Linked DNA regions of Homo sapiens: regions 2 and 3 are each linked to region 1. The links are chromatin loops, found by intact Hi-C in ENCODE. Cell type or tissue: heart left ventricle. All regions are shown on one strand.

Evidence for each region. A loop is a pair of places that touch in the nucleus more often than their neighbours do. Peaks named below come from ENCODE experiments on the same cell type or tissue, not always from the same donor. Only the 100,000 strongest peaks of a DNase experiment are listed, where the experiment ranks them.
Region 2: it touches region 1 in a loop (6-fold over the local background); 23 of 110 quality-filtered maps call a loop at or near these places.
Region 3: it touches region 1 in a loop (4-fold over the local background); 6 of 110 quality-filtered maps call a loop at or near these places.

What each region holds. Positions count from the first base shown.
Region 1 is chr15:34,238,613-34,243,612 of GRCh38, forward strand. SLC12A6 (solute carrier family 12 member 6) reads right to left here. Exons shown (of 26, transcript NM_001365088.1): 17 at 3,490-3,609; 18 at 2,621-2,725; 19 at 2,049-2,217; 20 at 353-548. LOC124903461 (a long non-coding RNA gene) reads left to right here and starts at 4,514. Exons shown (of 2, transcript XR_007064576.1): 1 at 4,514-5,000. RefSeq lists an enhancer at 194-1,393. In heart left ventricle, a CTCF peak has its summit at 2,945 (motif pointing right); no DNase peak of the experiment used is centred here.
Region 2 is chr15:34,592,853-34,597,852 of GRCh38, forward strand. No RefSeq gene overlaps it. Among named protein-coding and RNA genes, the nearest start is that of GOLGA8B, 12 kb to the left of the region's middle. In heart left ventricle, no CTCF peak of the experiment used is centred here; no DNase peak of the experiment used is centred here.
Region 3 is chr15:34,434,124-34,439,123 of GRCh38, forward strand. It overlaps GOLGA8A (golgin A8 family member A), which reads right to left and starts at 3,685. Exons shown (of 25, transcript NM_181077.5): 1 at 3,275-3,685; 2 at 1,260-1,348. RefSeq lists silencers at 3,079-3,288, 3,531-3,600. In heart left ventricle, a CTCF peak has its summit at 2,952; DNase peaks (open chromatin) are centred at 568, 2,548, 2,898, 3,718 and 1 weaker place; H3K4me3 peaks cover 2,062 bases; H3K27ac peaks cover 356 bases.

The sequences.
Region 1 (5,000 bases):
TCCCATTACTACATTTCTAAGGGGGGATATGTGAATTTGAGAGATTATGATGCTGAAGAACAATTCTTGCAATTCCTGTGAGAACATCAATATGGAAAATCACAAATGAAAACACGGCAATTTTGGAGATAATTCCTAGCACAAGACTTGACAGAAATAATTCATGAACATAATGTGAAGCTGAAGGGGGTAGGTAGAATCTGGGTATTACTACCAATAGTTTTTCAGGTTGCCTTATAAGACTATGCTTCAGCAATGGCATAGTCTCTACTTTAGGAGGCTGGGGGTGACAGAGATTTAACTATATACCCTCGACTTGGGCCTTTAGGTTTGTATGAGAAATGGTTAGTACCAATAAAAGTCTTCCAAGCGCGGGCATCTTCGCTTTGACGCCAGCCATTAGGCCAGCCCATCACCACCGTGTTGTGCTTCATGCCCCCAAGGCCACATGACTGGATGAGGTGGGAAATGCCCTCTCTCAGCTTGGCGGCCACCACCAGCTGGCAGAATCCTTTTACCTTCTCTGCCTCCATTAGGTGCTTTATGGTCTGAAAGAGACACAGGACCGCAACACTGAACTGGTTCACTCTGGACATTTTAACCCATTGTTCCTTCTCCATATTATATCCCCCACCTTTTTCCAAAGTCTTCATAATACTATATCATCTACAGAAAAGTCCAAAAAGTTAAAATTATCCCAAAGGAATTTCATGATCTTTTGTCTTTTTGCTTACTACGTATTTTTGCCTCTGTAGCTGGTTGTCTACATGTAGTTTCTCTGCTTTTTCCTCTGTTCTGCTTTTGTTCCTTTGCACCATACCAAAAAACTGGGAACAGGGATCTCTACAAAGTGAATATTCAACATTCTTTCTCAGTTGACCAGGGTGATTCACTATTGTGAACACGATCTCCTTCCTGCCTCAGCCCCAGTCATGCCCTGACTCATCTTACCAGAAACTCAGTATGATGATTCAGTTTCACTTTAGAATTTTCTCAGGTATGTTTTCTTTTTCGCCTCTCCCATTCCCATATGCTTTTTGACATTTTAATGGTGATTATTCATGACACTTGTATTTGCATTACTCTTCCTTTATTTAGTCAAACCAATTTGGAGATATCATCTCATTTACTCTTACTCCACCCTGGGAATAATGGTATGGAAAATGGAATGATTTTTGCAAAGGCACAGATTAAATCAGTGATGCGGCTAAGAACTAGGCTCTCCTGATTTTCAATCCTGTGTACCTTTTATTAATTTTTACCATCATTCTGGAGTAATGTTTCTTCAGCATTTCTAGTGTTTAGGATTTCAAAGGATTCCAAAATGAAATCCAGTAAAACTTTTTTTTTTAAATACTTTAAGTTTTAGGGTACATGTGCACAACGTGCAGGTTTGTTACATATGTATACATGTGCCATGTTGGTGTGCTGCACCCATTAACTCGTCATTTACATTAGGTATATCTCCTAATGCTATCCTTCCCCCCTCCCCCCACAGTAAAACTTTTGAAATGCCATTGAACACAATGGCATTTCAAAAACAATAGGATTAGTTCTATCATATATAATAAGTATTAGAGTGAAAACAACTTCCTTGTTAAAGTAGAACTTTAATGTTCAATACAGCTAACCAGAAGTGGCAAAGGAATCTTGCTCATGATACCACGTAGATTAGTAAAGAGGAAGAAAATTTGGTCATTACTCCTTGTTGTCACAAGATTGAGAGGAACCCTCTCCATAGTTCAAGGGATCAATTTATTTACATGACTTTTCTCAGTGCTTAGATTAATGTTTGGAGTATATTTGAACATAAGGTTTAGACTTAATAATCTTATAATTTAGTAATGCTTTAAACAGGAAGAAATAATAAATAACTATTTTTGGCTCATCTTATTATTTGGGAAAAAGTGTCCTTTCAAAGGTCAGCACTAAGTGAGAAACCTCCTAGATCACTCAGGAACAAGATTCAAGTAGAAGTTTGAGGTCTTACTACTTAACATCACAAAGCTGTAAACTGAGTTCCAATACCTCAAAAGCCTGACTCTTACCTGCTCAGCAGCTAAAGCTTCACCGTAGTTCTCTAGGAAGTTCCCCACGATGACAGAGCCCACAATAGTGAGACCTTTTCCTGCTTTGAGCTGTGAGGCAAAGGTGAGGAGGCGAGGATGCTTGACATGTAAGTCTTCATCTAGTTTCAGTAATACAAGCAACTGAGGCCTGTGAAGAGGTTGGTGGGGGTTGGAGGGGAGGAGAAAACATTTTGGGTTTGGGGAACAGAATGACAGACTCCACCCTTTAATTCAGGAGATCTGTATGAAACAGGTAATTTGACAGAAGGAAGAGATCACAGGAGATGACAGGATAAGGGCATTATTTTGAATGCTCCCAGTACTATCTCAAGTTGATCAGTCTTCAAGGAAGAATAATAAATTGTAGAAATCTTGATCATAAACGACATGAAGAAAAGGGAATAAAAAAATTAAGGATTTAGAATAGTTCAAAACAGGTCCATTATACCAATTCCTTGAGCCACATATGGTTTCCTTATCCTAAAATCAACAAAACACATATTTTTGTGTGTTAACCATGTGCCAAATACTGCTAGTGTTGATTTCTTTACCTCCAGTTTTTAGTGTGTGGAGGTCCTTCCTCCAATCGAAGCAAAGCAAACCGGGCTGCACTGAGGGACAGCCCACGGATACCATCACCCCATTCTTTCTCAGCTCTGTGAGAAAAAGAAAAGAGCAGAGACAAATTTAAACTATAGTAAGTATAATTTTAAAAAATAAAGTTTTTTTCTGAATCTAAAAATCACACATGTGCAAGGTAGAAGATTAAAGCTCAGATTAATGATTTACATAATGTTCTTTACTAACATAATGAACCTGATGTAGGTAGATCAACAGCACCAACAGACTGCACTGCACAAACAGTTCCCAATAAAGCCTGAAGGGGTCACTCATTCAGTCCTTCTATGTAATTGTTCAAAACAATAATGTAAAAGAGCAATTTAGATTAGAAAATTATAACAGACCTGGAGTTTAAGTTACTTTGAAAATAATGCAGAGAAAGTAAAGTTCAATGTGATCTTCTGAATAAGAATGTTATTTCGTCCTCATTTTTGAAAGCTGTAAGTCTTAGTAGTTACTAAGTTGTTCAGAACTAATTTCTTTTTCATTTCAGAGACAACCCCTTGACTGAAGAGATAAGCAAAAATATTTACATTTGTGTTGTACTTTGTTTAGTACTAATTATTATTATTTGGAAATGTCCTTTGTTATTTTCCATTGATCCATTCATACTTTCTCAATGGATCTCCCTTGTGATGAAAAGCTTGCATCATTAAGATGGTTAAAGAATTAGGGGTACAAAATATAGTTATGAAAATGAAGTTACCTGAGTCCTTAAGATATTTTCACTGAGCTGGCTCTAACCAAACTAGCTAGTCTTGCTACTTTTAGCAGTGATCAAGATTAAATCCACACTCACCCTTGGTATTCAATGTACTTGTAGATCATACCAGCTATTACCATGGCTACAATGGCATAATACCAGGAAGAAATGAACATCAGAGCCAGACAGATACTCATTCCCATGAAAGAAAGGGCCCTAGAAAATTAAAAACAAAAAAGTATCTTTTAAAGTAGCTGAAAAAGAAGCCTATGTTAAAGGTGCTTCTCAAACTATCTGTGGTGAGGTATTATTTTTTAAAAACTTTGAAACTATTATAAATAGAACTTTTGTAAAATGCAATAAAAATGAATTATTCGAAAAATTATCACATGCCTGGATGCTGTAGCAATGTCAAACTGCCACAAAAGTTTCTAAATGATTATTCTCAATTCTATAGTTGTCTTATCATGAAACAGTCGGTAGATGTGCACTAAACCCCAAACTGTCCTTTGCAACAGAAGATGTTTCCAACTGCTGGAAAACCATATAAATAACGGAACACTATCAGTCATCTGCAGTTATGAGGACAATTAATACTTACTTGGCAAAGCCAGGATGGGACACGCAGCCAGAAATGTTAATAACTCTAGGATCTTTTTAAAAAATTTCATATAAATATTTCTAAAAATTTTATAAATACTTATTAGCATAACTGCAGAACTCACTGAGAAAAATTATTTTTGGGCCGGATGCGGTGGCTCACAGCTGTAATCCCAGCACTTTGGGAGGCTGAGGCGGATGGATCACAAGGTCAGAAGACTGAGACCATCCTGGCTAACACGGTGAAACCCTGTCTTTACTAAAAATACAAAAAATTAGCCGGGTGTGGTGACGGGCGCCTGTAGTCCCAGCTACTCGGGAGGCTGAGGCAGGAGAATGGTGTGAACCTGGGATCTCAGCTCACTGCAACCTCCGACTCCCGGGTTCAAGCGATTCTCCTACCTCAGCCTCCTGAGTAGCTGGGATTACAGGCATGTGCCACCATGCCCGGCTACTTTTGTATTTTTAGTAGAGACGGGGTTTCCCCATGTTGGTCAGGCTGGTCTCAAACTCCTGACCTAGGTGATCCGCCTGCCTTGGCCTCCCAAAGTGCTGGGATTACAGGCATGAGCCACCACGCCCGGCCTCATAAAGAACTTCTAACTAACATTAAAGCTAGAAAGAGGATTTGAGGCATTAAAAATCAGTTGAAGATTTTAATTTTTGCCCAGTAAACGTTACATCACTGCCCACCATTGGTAAGTGAAGACAGAAAGGGAACAAGGAGAAAGTTAGCAAAGAAGAATGTAGCAACGGGTACATACAGGACATAATTAATGAGCTCTGAGCTATAAGAGGAAAGAGATGGGATGGTAGCCAAAAATCTTTCATGATGACCCCTTCAGGACTGGGGAGACTTAACTACAACAGCAGCAGCAGCAACAGTTCATTGAGAGCTGAGCTTTACTATGTATCAGGCACTACGATAAGCACTTTAGATTTATTAGTCCCATTTTACAAATGAATAAAATTAAATTTTACATGGTTATGTGCTTTGCTGAAGGTTA
Region 2 (5,000 bases), 350 kb after region 1:
GGAGTGCAGTGGCGCGATCTCGGCTCACTGCAAACTCTGCCTCCCGGGTTCGCGCCATTCTCCTGCCTCAGCCTCCCGAGTAGCTGGGACTACAGGCACCCGCCGCCACGCCCGGCTAATTTTTCGTATTTTTAGTAGAGACAGGGTTTTGCCGTGTTAGGCAGGATGGTCTCGATCTCCTGACCTCGCGATCTGCCCACCTCGGCCTCCCAAAGTGCTGGGATTACAGGCGTGAGCCACCGTGCCCGGCCAATATTGGGTCTTTCAATCTATAAATGCTTCTCCATTTACTAGGGTTTTCATCATTCTTTCTTAGCAATGTTTTGAAGTTTTCAGTCCTCAGGTCTGGCACATCTTTTGTTACATTTATCCATAAGTGTTTCTCTTTTTTTTTTTTTGAGGCTATTGCAAATGGTACAATTACTTTTATTTCAATTTCCAATGTTCATTAGTAGTGTATAGAAATATGACTAATGTGTTTATGTTGATCCTACAAAATTGCTAAAGTTTCTAATTAGTTTTAATGTCTCCTTTTTAGATTCTATAGGATTTTCTATGTAGACAATCATATTGTCTGTAAATACAGTTTTGCATTTGCTGTCTACTCTGAATAGCATTTATTAATTTTTCTTGTTATTTTGAACTATTTAGAACATCAACTAAATGTTGAATAGAAGTGTTTAGAGTTGACATTTTTGTCTGACTTTTGATTTTAAGGGGAAATCATTTAGTTTTTAATCTCTAGCTGCAATGTCATATATGTGGTCTCATATGAGCCTTTTATGAGATTCTTAGTCTGCTTAGAGTTTTTATTATGAATAGATTTGGGATTTTTTCAAATGCTTTCTCTGTATCTGAGGTGATCATATGTTTTTAAAATTTGTTAATATGATGAATTACATTGATTGGTTTATGAATGAACCAACTTTGCATTCCTAGGATAAATGCCACTTGATTTTGATGTCAACATTTAAATAATATACTCAGCGCTAAAGAAAGTAGGGGGAGAAATAAGTTCTCCAACACTGCTGATTGGGATGTAAAGAGGCAAGACATTTTTGTAAGACAGTTTTGCCTATGTATCAAATGGCTTACACATATTGGCATCATCTCATCCAGCAATTCTGTTTCAAGAAATTGTAAGGGGAAAAATCAACTGTGAATAAATATTTATAAACATGTATATTTATGTAGAATTTTGGAAAACAGAGATGTAATTTTTCAATAACAGAAGAGGGCTTAAATAAGTGACAGAGAAATGTTATTAACATTCTATCATTTTGTAATGATAAATTAAATGTAAATTAAATGACAGTACTTACATTTAAAATCACATGTATAATATGATCCTCTTTATATAATAAGCATGCATATATTTATGCATAAAAGGAACACTGAAGAATTTACCAGCTAATTTTAACCATTTTTATCTCCTGAGGGTGAGAGCTTTTTTTTAAAGCTATAATTTCTAATCTGTATTTGTACGTTTCAATTCTTTCCAATAAAAATGCATGCCTTAGACTACTTGGCCTGCTATAACAAAGTATCATTGACTGGGTGACTTAAAACAACAAATGTTTATTTCTCACAGTTTTGGAAGCAGGGCAGTCCAAGAACAGGGTGCTGACATGTTTAGTCTGTAGTGAGGGCCTTCTTCCTGGTTTGCAGAAGGCTGCCTTCTTGCCGTATCCTAACATGGGCACGACAGATTGATGTCTAATTTCTTCCTCTTTTTATAAGGACATTAATCCCATCACGAGGGACACACTCTCATGACCTAATCTAACCCTAATTACTTCCCTAAGTCCTCCTTTAAGTCCATCAGTTTGGGGATTAGGGCTTCAACAAATGAATATTGGGGAGACATAAACATTCAAACTGTAGCAATGCATTTTTTTTTGCATTGGGAAAAAAATAAACAGAAAAAAATAGTTTTTCAATGTAGCTAATTTGGATCAATTCATCTCCCATTTTGGTAACTGTTTTGCTGCATAATCCTTGATGGGGAATCCAGAATTATCCTATAACTTTACTTTACATTATTTTGCTACTTGCTAAAAACAGTGATATACATACACTATTATTCAAAAGATATCATTTTTGAGGTCTTTCTGGATTTTTAAAATTTGTCATAACTAAGAGAGGAAAATTTCTGAGAAAATGTTATTGAAGATCAAGAAATTGTGAAGTGTGTAGGTAGAAGTGGCTGGGCCTTGTTTATTAGGTTTCAGAATATTGCACCAGTGGTAACACTTAAATATTCAAAACAATGCATTTGGGGGCAATAAAAGGAAACTTTGTGTTACACAGTGTGTTGTTAACTTTTAAATATTAATAGCTTTTATTCTATGATACAGCACATATTGAAATCTTACTTTTAGGCCAGGCATGGTGGCTCAGGTCTGTAATTCCAGCACTTTGGGAGGCCGAGGCAGCTGGCTCACCTGAGGTCAGGAGTTGGTGACCAGCCCGGCCAACATGGCAAAACCCTGTATCTACTAAAAGTACAAAAATTAGCCGGGCATGGTGGTAGGGCCTGTAGTCCCAGCTACTCCAGAGGCTGAGGCAGGAGAATTGCTTAAACCTGGGAGGTGGAGGTTGCAGTGAGCCGAGATCGCGCCACTGCACTCCAACCTGGGTGACAGAGCTAGAGTCTGTCTCAAAAAGAAAAAAGAAATTAAAAAAAAAGAGAAATCTTACTTTTAAGGAAATTTATGGATAATTAATTTATAAAGGTTAATAAGAAAAGTTAATATGTTTAAGAGCAATTTAATGCTTTCCAATTTATCAAATTAGAACTGTACATTTACTCAAAAAGCCCTTTGATAACATCATAAAAAATAATATTGGTCTGGCTGCTCAATAGGTCTGATCTTAAATAGTATTTATAATGTATCAAGGTGAGGCAGAAAATGAAAACAATTTTTCCAGATAATTGGAACTAAAAACACACAGTTATTTAGCATTAATTTTTTCTATTGTGAGAATTTTGGAAAGGAATAAAATCTTTTTTTCCCCCCTGCTAAACTTAGCTTTATTCCCTAAGAAATACAGAAAACACTAGCAAAACATTGAGGTAAAAATACATGCTGACTTTCCACTATACAAACAATGTAAAGGGCTTTCAATTTTTAATAAAAATTATGTGTACCTGTTTTAGTTCATTTGTGTTGCTATAACAGAATACTTGAGACTGGGTAATTTATAAACAAAAGAGGTGTATTTGGCTCACTATCCTATAGTGAGATAGGATAGTGAGTTCCTACCATAGGCTGGGAAGTTTAAGCTTGGGCAGCTGCATCTGGTAGCTTCTAGTAAGGGCCTCATGCTGAGTCAAAGGAAACACAGCGGAGTAATAGAAGGGGAGCTAGGCGCTTTCACAAAAGGGCAAAACACACAAGACGCAAACTCACTTTATAACAACCTATTTTTGGGGAACTAATCTATTCCTGCTAAATTAAACCAGTCTCCAGAAAAAGGTATTAATTCCTCTTAAAGACTTAATCACTTCTTAAAGGCACCACCTCCCAACATTTGCCACATTGGGGGCCAAGCCTCAATGTGAGTTGTGGTGAGGACAAACCATATTCAAACCATAGCAGTAATATTAGACAAGGTTATTCAATCAGCATATATATATATATATATATATACACACACACATACATACACACACACACATATACATATATGTATATGTATATATGTGTATATGTGTATACATGTGTGTATACACAAACACATATATATACACATATACACATATACACATATATACACACATATATACGTATATATATACACACATATATACGTATATATATACACACATATATATACGTATATGTATACACATATATATGTATATATTGTTGTTGTTGTTGTTTGTTTGTTTGTTTGTTTTGAGACAGAGTCTTACCTTGTTGCCCAGGCTGGAATACAGTGGCGCAATCTCGGGTCACTGCAATCCCCACCTCCCAGGTTCAAGCGATTCTCGTGCCTCAGCCAGGCACCACCACGCCCGGCTAATTTTTATTTTTATTTTTTTTAGCAGAGATGGGGTTTCGCCATGTTGGCCAGGCTGGTCTCGAACTCAGGTGATCCGCCCACCTCAGCCTCCCAAAGTGTTGGGATTACAGGCGTCAGCCACTGTGCCCAGCCCAAAGTCAGTATACTTTTATCGAAAGAACTTTACATATTGTGATTCTTTCCACTGACTGTGAAGGTCACCTTAGTTCCTCAAAAGCTTGAGTCATGATTTATCTTCAAGGTAGCCCACAATTCTTTTATTTGGTCTTCATTGATCTCCATTTGAATATGGACATATTGATGACAACCTCAAAAGTTCCCCAACTAGAAATCTTTGGTATCTAATTTTTTTTCTTGAAATTTATTTTAGGATCTGTTTTTTAGTGTCAGAGTAGATAGATCTGCCTGGTTCTTGATTTCAGGACCCTAAGACTCTTAAGAGTCACCTCAAAATGAATGACTTCCAGTCACATTTATTCCTAAGGTGTCATACTCAACAATAGGACAGATGTGTCAGATATGCCAGTACTTACAGTAAAAATAAAAATTATTATTAGGCCACTTGTGCTTCTAGCACTCTATGTTGTAATTCCTTTCCACAGTTCTAACAAAAAGCTCTGTGAATAAAGCAAAACCACAGAGTTACTCTAAAGGTGTTTCCTGTGATGGACATTTAAAATGATTTATTTACTCATCTTTTTTAACTGAGAAGTAAATATTGTATAAATTTATGATGCACATCATGATGTTTTGATATTTAAAGATATTTAAAATATACATTACCTAAAATACTTATTTTTTTCATAGTAAGAACACTTAAAGTTTACTCTGTTAGCAATTGTCAAGCATACAAGATATTGTGATTTTATTTTATTTTATTTTTTATGACGGAGTTTCACTCAGTCCCCAATGATGGAGTGTGGTGGTGCGATCTGGGCTCATTGCAACCTCCACTTTCCAGGTTAAGCGAT
Region 3 (5,000 bases), 200 kb after region 1:
CCAGGGCAGATCTGGGCAATGAGCCTGTCTGCCTGGAGCCAGGAGAGCCTGGAGGGGCCATTCTTGGGAGCGAGCGGGGGAACTTGAGAAAAATCAGGCCGAGACACATGGATGTGGAGGGAGCACTGGAAAGCCACTGAAGGCCTGGGCAATGGTGACACACCTGGCCTGGGCCAACTTGCAGACTCAGGGGTACCCCACAGCCCAACCTGGGAAACCTCACAGCCGGCACAGAAATCATAAAGCACACAGCAATGGCACCCCACCAGTACGCAGGGTTCCACATAGAGAGCCTGGCTGCATGATCTTGAGGTCACCTAACTCCCGGGCCTCCCTTGTGTGTCTGGACAGGGAGAGAGGGGAGGATTGGCTTCAGGAGAGGCGAGAAACGACAGTGCCCATGACAGCTGACTCAGCCTGTGCCAGCAGGCTGCTCTGAGACATGAGCTGGACCCAACCCAGGCGGTGGGCAGCAGGGGGGTGGGGAGGAACTCTGGGAAAGGAAGGAGCCAGAGAAGTCTCCCTGTGGGCGCTCGGGCCAACCACCACCCAAGGGAACAATGAGCACCCCCAGCCCCCGATGGGCACACAGGCTGCCTCCTGGTGAGCAAGCGTCTCAAACCTGACCTACATCTGGGAGGCCTGCCTGGTCACCAGGGACTACCTTACACCCTACCTGTGCCTCCACGTCCCCAGTGCTCACGGCCACCTGGCAAGGGTGAGGAACTGAGACTGCGTTGAGGACACACAGCCTGTGAGTGGTACAGCCAGGGCCGCTGCCCAGGCCCAGAGCTCTCTCCGTTTCTCTAAGGACCAGGCTGCAAGGCAGGGCATGTGATCTCTGCCGAAGACATTCAAGCCACCCAGTGATGTGTGCTGGGCCTCGATCCCCACCGACCGCCAGTCCTCTCCTCCCCTGGACAGTAAAGGTTTCTCCAAGACTTCAGACGACGGTGTCACCTGAGGCCCTCACCTATTAAGTCACCGGGGCAGGTATGCATGGCAGAGGACACGGAGGAGTGCCGGAGAGGAGCTGAGGCCTGGAGGGGGCCTCTGCAGCCAGGCTCAACCCCCACTCTCCCCACTCCAACAGCCCTCACTGCAGCCACCGCGGCCCAATCCAAACAAAGCCCAGCCTGATGCCAATCTCACCATCAACTGTTTTTCCTCTGACTTCCTCAGTTTTGTCTAGGAAAAATCAAAGTGTCTTATCCCATCTCTAAGCTTCCAGGGGTGTGATCAGTGTCTTTTACAATTACCTTTTACTTTTATCCAGCATTTCTTAGCTCGGTTGGCAAACTGGATATTTATGCACCTCCATTTCACAATCCATCTCCACCGATTATTCCTGTAAAACATTTTTTTTTTTAAAGTTTAGAGTTACTTAAGAAGGTTATGTAAACAAGTTAACCAGCAAGCCACAACTTGGGTCTGCGGTGTCAGAGAAAACATGCAAGGTGCAAGAGAATGAGGAGCTGATGGTCACCAGCTTTACCTCCTTCCAGCACCCACTCCTGCTCACACACACTCACACCCCGTGGGACTCAGCCTGCAGCTTCTCCCAGCCCAAGAGCCAGACAGTGGGGAGGAGCACAGACCACACTTCCTAACAAATGAGAGGGAAGACTTCGTGCCCCATTGCTACTGCCATCACCCAGTCCCAGCCCAGAGAGGGAGCCCACTCCAAGGGCCCCCCTGCCAGTACTGCTAGAGCCCACCGAGGGCTGCCAGCACACAGCTACGAGCTCCAGCTTTATCTACTCACGCCCTGGACACTGCCCGGAGCCCCAGCAGGTTCCACGTGTCCTTGTCACCCCAGCCCTCCTGCCCCGCGGATCCTAAGCTCAGGAGACCCTCTCCAGCCCAGGCTGTGGGGGAAGGCAGCCCCCACGGTCACCCAGGAATCAGCGCAGAGTGCAGGGCATCCTGGACTCCCCGGACTGGGAAACCCAGTTCCTGTCCCCCTGCGTAGTGGCCACACCTCTGGGAGGGGAGAAACCCCTGCCTCACCTCACTGGAGGGACCCTGACCCAGAGGCCTGAGAAAAAGCCACCGGCAGGCTCCTGGCACCTGCCAACCTGCACCTTAGGAAAACTTGTCCCACTTCAACCTGCAAAGCTCTCAGGTCATTACTTCTAAAACCACTGTCCTTTCTGAAACAGGAAGGAAAATAGAAAAACAAACAAAAACAAAGAGGCACAGAAGGCTGAAGACGCCAGAGGCAGTTTAGCCCAAAAACAAAGTGCCAGACACAAGATGCCAAGTTTGGGGCGCTTCCTCCACCGCATGCCTGTTTAGGAGCTGACTGCACTCAACCACAGATTTACGTCTGGTGCCTGCCAGGTCGTTATCTGAAGAGATCTGAAAAAGTAAGCCTTTCTTCTGCCAGTAAATACTAAGTTAAGACTAGCAGGCCCCTCTAAGGCTCTGCTCTCCACTGGGGTGCTGCAGGACAGGCCCCTCCGCGGGCGTTCCCCGCACCCTCCCTCCGCGTCGGCCCGGAGAAAAGGAAGTTCGCCCCTAGCCTGGGCTTACCAAGGCCCGCCGCCCGACCCATGGAGCCCTGCTTGGGGACCGGGGGCCTCGATGTTCTCCTTCACCATCTGCGGCCAGATCTCCCTCCAGCAGCCTTGCCAGGCAGTGCCTGGCGTGGAGAAGGGGCCCTGCAGAGGCGCAGGTCCGCACCGTGCCCCCAACCCGGCGCCTGCAGCCCAGGGGCAACAAGGTGTGGGGTTTTTGAGTTTTTCCCTCTGGGCCTTATTATACAGGGAAAGGGAAGGGGCGAAGATCCGGGCTCGAGTTCTCCCAGGGAAGTGAACCCAGAGGCGATCCCAAACTCAGTAGTTGCCGCCCGGCACGGGGACTTGATGCCGGCGCCAAGCCGGGCAGCGGAACGCACCAGCGGCCCGACCAGCCCGGCGAGACGCGAGCGGGCGGCCCCGCCAGACAGCGCCACTTGCCGGCGCCGAGAGTGGCCCCTCGCCGCGGTGAGCCCCTCCCGGGATGCGAAAGCCATCGCCTAGTCCCCGCCGCACCCGCCCGCCCATCGTGGGAGGAGGATGGGCCGGTCCGAGAGGCGTAAGGCCGCCGGGCTGCACCCCTAGATCCCAGCGGCGGCCTCCCCGCAGCCCCGCCGAGTCCGGGGGGCAGCGCTCGGGAGCTCTTGGCCCGCAGCTTACGCGCCGCCCCCCACGCGTCCGGGTCCCCGCGGCGCCGCGGGCGGCCCAAGGCTGCCGCCGCCAGCGAGTCAGGCAGCCGAGGTTCCCCAGCTTACCTGGCCAGGGCGCGGGGCTGCCCCGGTCCGCCGCCGTCCTCGCCGCGCCGCCGTCCTCGCCGCGCCGCCGTCCTCGCCGCGCCGCCGTCCTCGCCGCGCCGCCGTCCTCGCCGCGCCGCCGTCCTCGCCGCGCCGCCGTCCTCGCCGCGCCGCCGTCCTCGCCGCGCCGCCGTCCTCGCCGCGCCGCCGTCCTCGCCGCGCCGCCGTCCTCGCCGCGCCGCCGTCCTCGCCGCGCCGCCGTCCTCGCCGCGCCGCCGTCCTCGCCGCGCCGCCGTCCTCGCCGCGCCGCCGTCCTCGCCGCGCCGCCGTCCTCGCCGCGCCGCTGCCGGGTCTCTCCCGGGGGCTGAGCTCCCGCAGAGCTCGCGCCTAGCCGCACACCTCGACTGCTGATTAGCCCGACAGCTGAATAGCGGCGGGAGCCTACCGCGAGCGGAGTACGGAAAGCCCGCAGGGCCGCGCCACATGGCGCACGCGCACTGAGCTGCATACCTAGGTGACAAACGTGCACGTTTTGCACGTGTATCCCAGAACTTAAAGCATGACAAAATTTTTTTTTAAAAAACCCTGATGCCATTATTAGGAACAATTTGAATAGATCAGTCACAACCTATATGCTGGCTTCTGGTGTCTCAATTTGTCCTGGGAAAACTGTTGTAAAGCAATAGTATGTCAGTCCTTATATACTTATCCATCTCCAATCTGGAAAGACAAGGCTTATATGTTTCCTTTTTAGTCCCCTAATTTCTCTTTATGACACAAATCCAGTTGGCAGTATTAAAGATGGGGCTGATTCTCCTTTACTTATCTGGAATATGCTACCATTCCAGATAAGTAATAGTAAAATGGCCATTTCCTCTTGCTAATCAAATGTCGTTTTTGAACACAAAAGCCACTGGGTTTGGAGTATGAAACATAAACATAAAACATATCATACACTATCTGTGACGTTTTCATAAACTCACATGATCCTTTTATATTTTTCTCTTATATAAAACGAAATACTTTCCATTAAAAATTGAGATATTTAAATGAGAAAATGCTTGCCAATGTTATTAAAATATAAAATTTTATTATTTATTCAAAGAAAATGGTCACTTTTGGTTTGTGCTAAAAAATAACAGTAACAGTAGAAGCCTGCTTTAAAATATTTTAAGTGTGCGATATCATATTACTTCTCATTTACTCTTTGCGTTTCTAGAGAGCCAAGTTTATTTTTTTCTCAATTCAGTTTAAAATCAGAGGGAACAAAATTTGAAACGTGACATAATATCAAGGTTAACATGCTAGCTATGTAATAACTGTAAAATTTGGCCACAAATGCATTTGCTTTGAGAAAAATGATCATGTGAAATTCCTAAATATTTGGGCCATATGGAAGATGATATCAGAAGAATAATATATTCTCTGTATGTCAAAGGAGGAGGATAATAAAAACCGTAGTTATTAGGTTAGTACAAAAACAATTACAGTATTCGCCATTGCCAAAAATTGCAATTGCTTTTGCACCAAGGTAGTAATAAAAGTATGGTTGAGTTTCTGTAGAATTCCGGCAAAGGATGAGCATCCTTAATCTGAAATCCAAAACTCTCCCAAATTCGAAATTTTTTGGGTGCCCATATGATGCCTCAAGTACAAAATTCTACACCTGACCTCATGCAATGTATCATAGCCAAAGCACAGGTACACAACACATAGTTTATTCAGTGCTTTCAAGAGAAAATTAAAA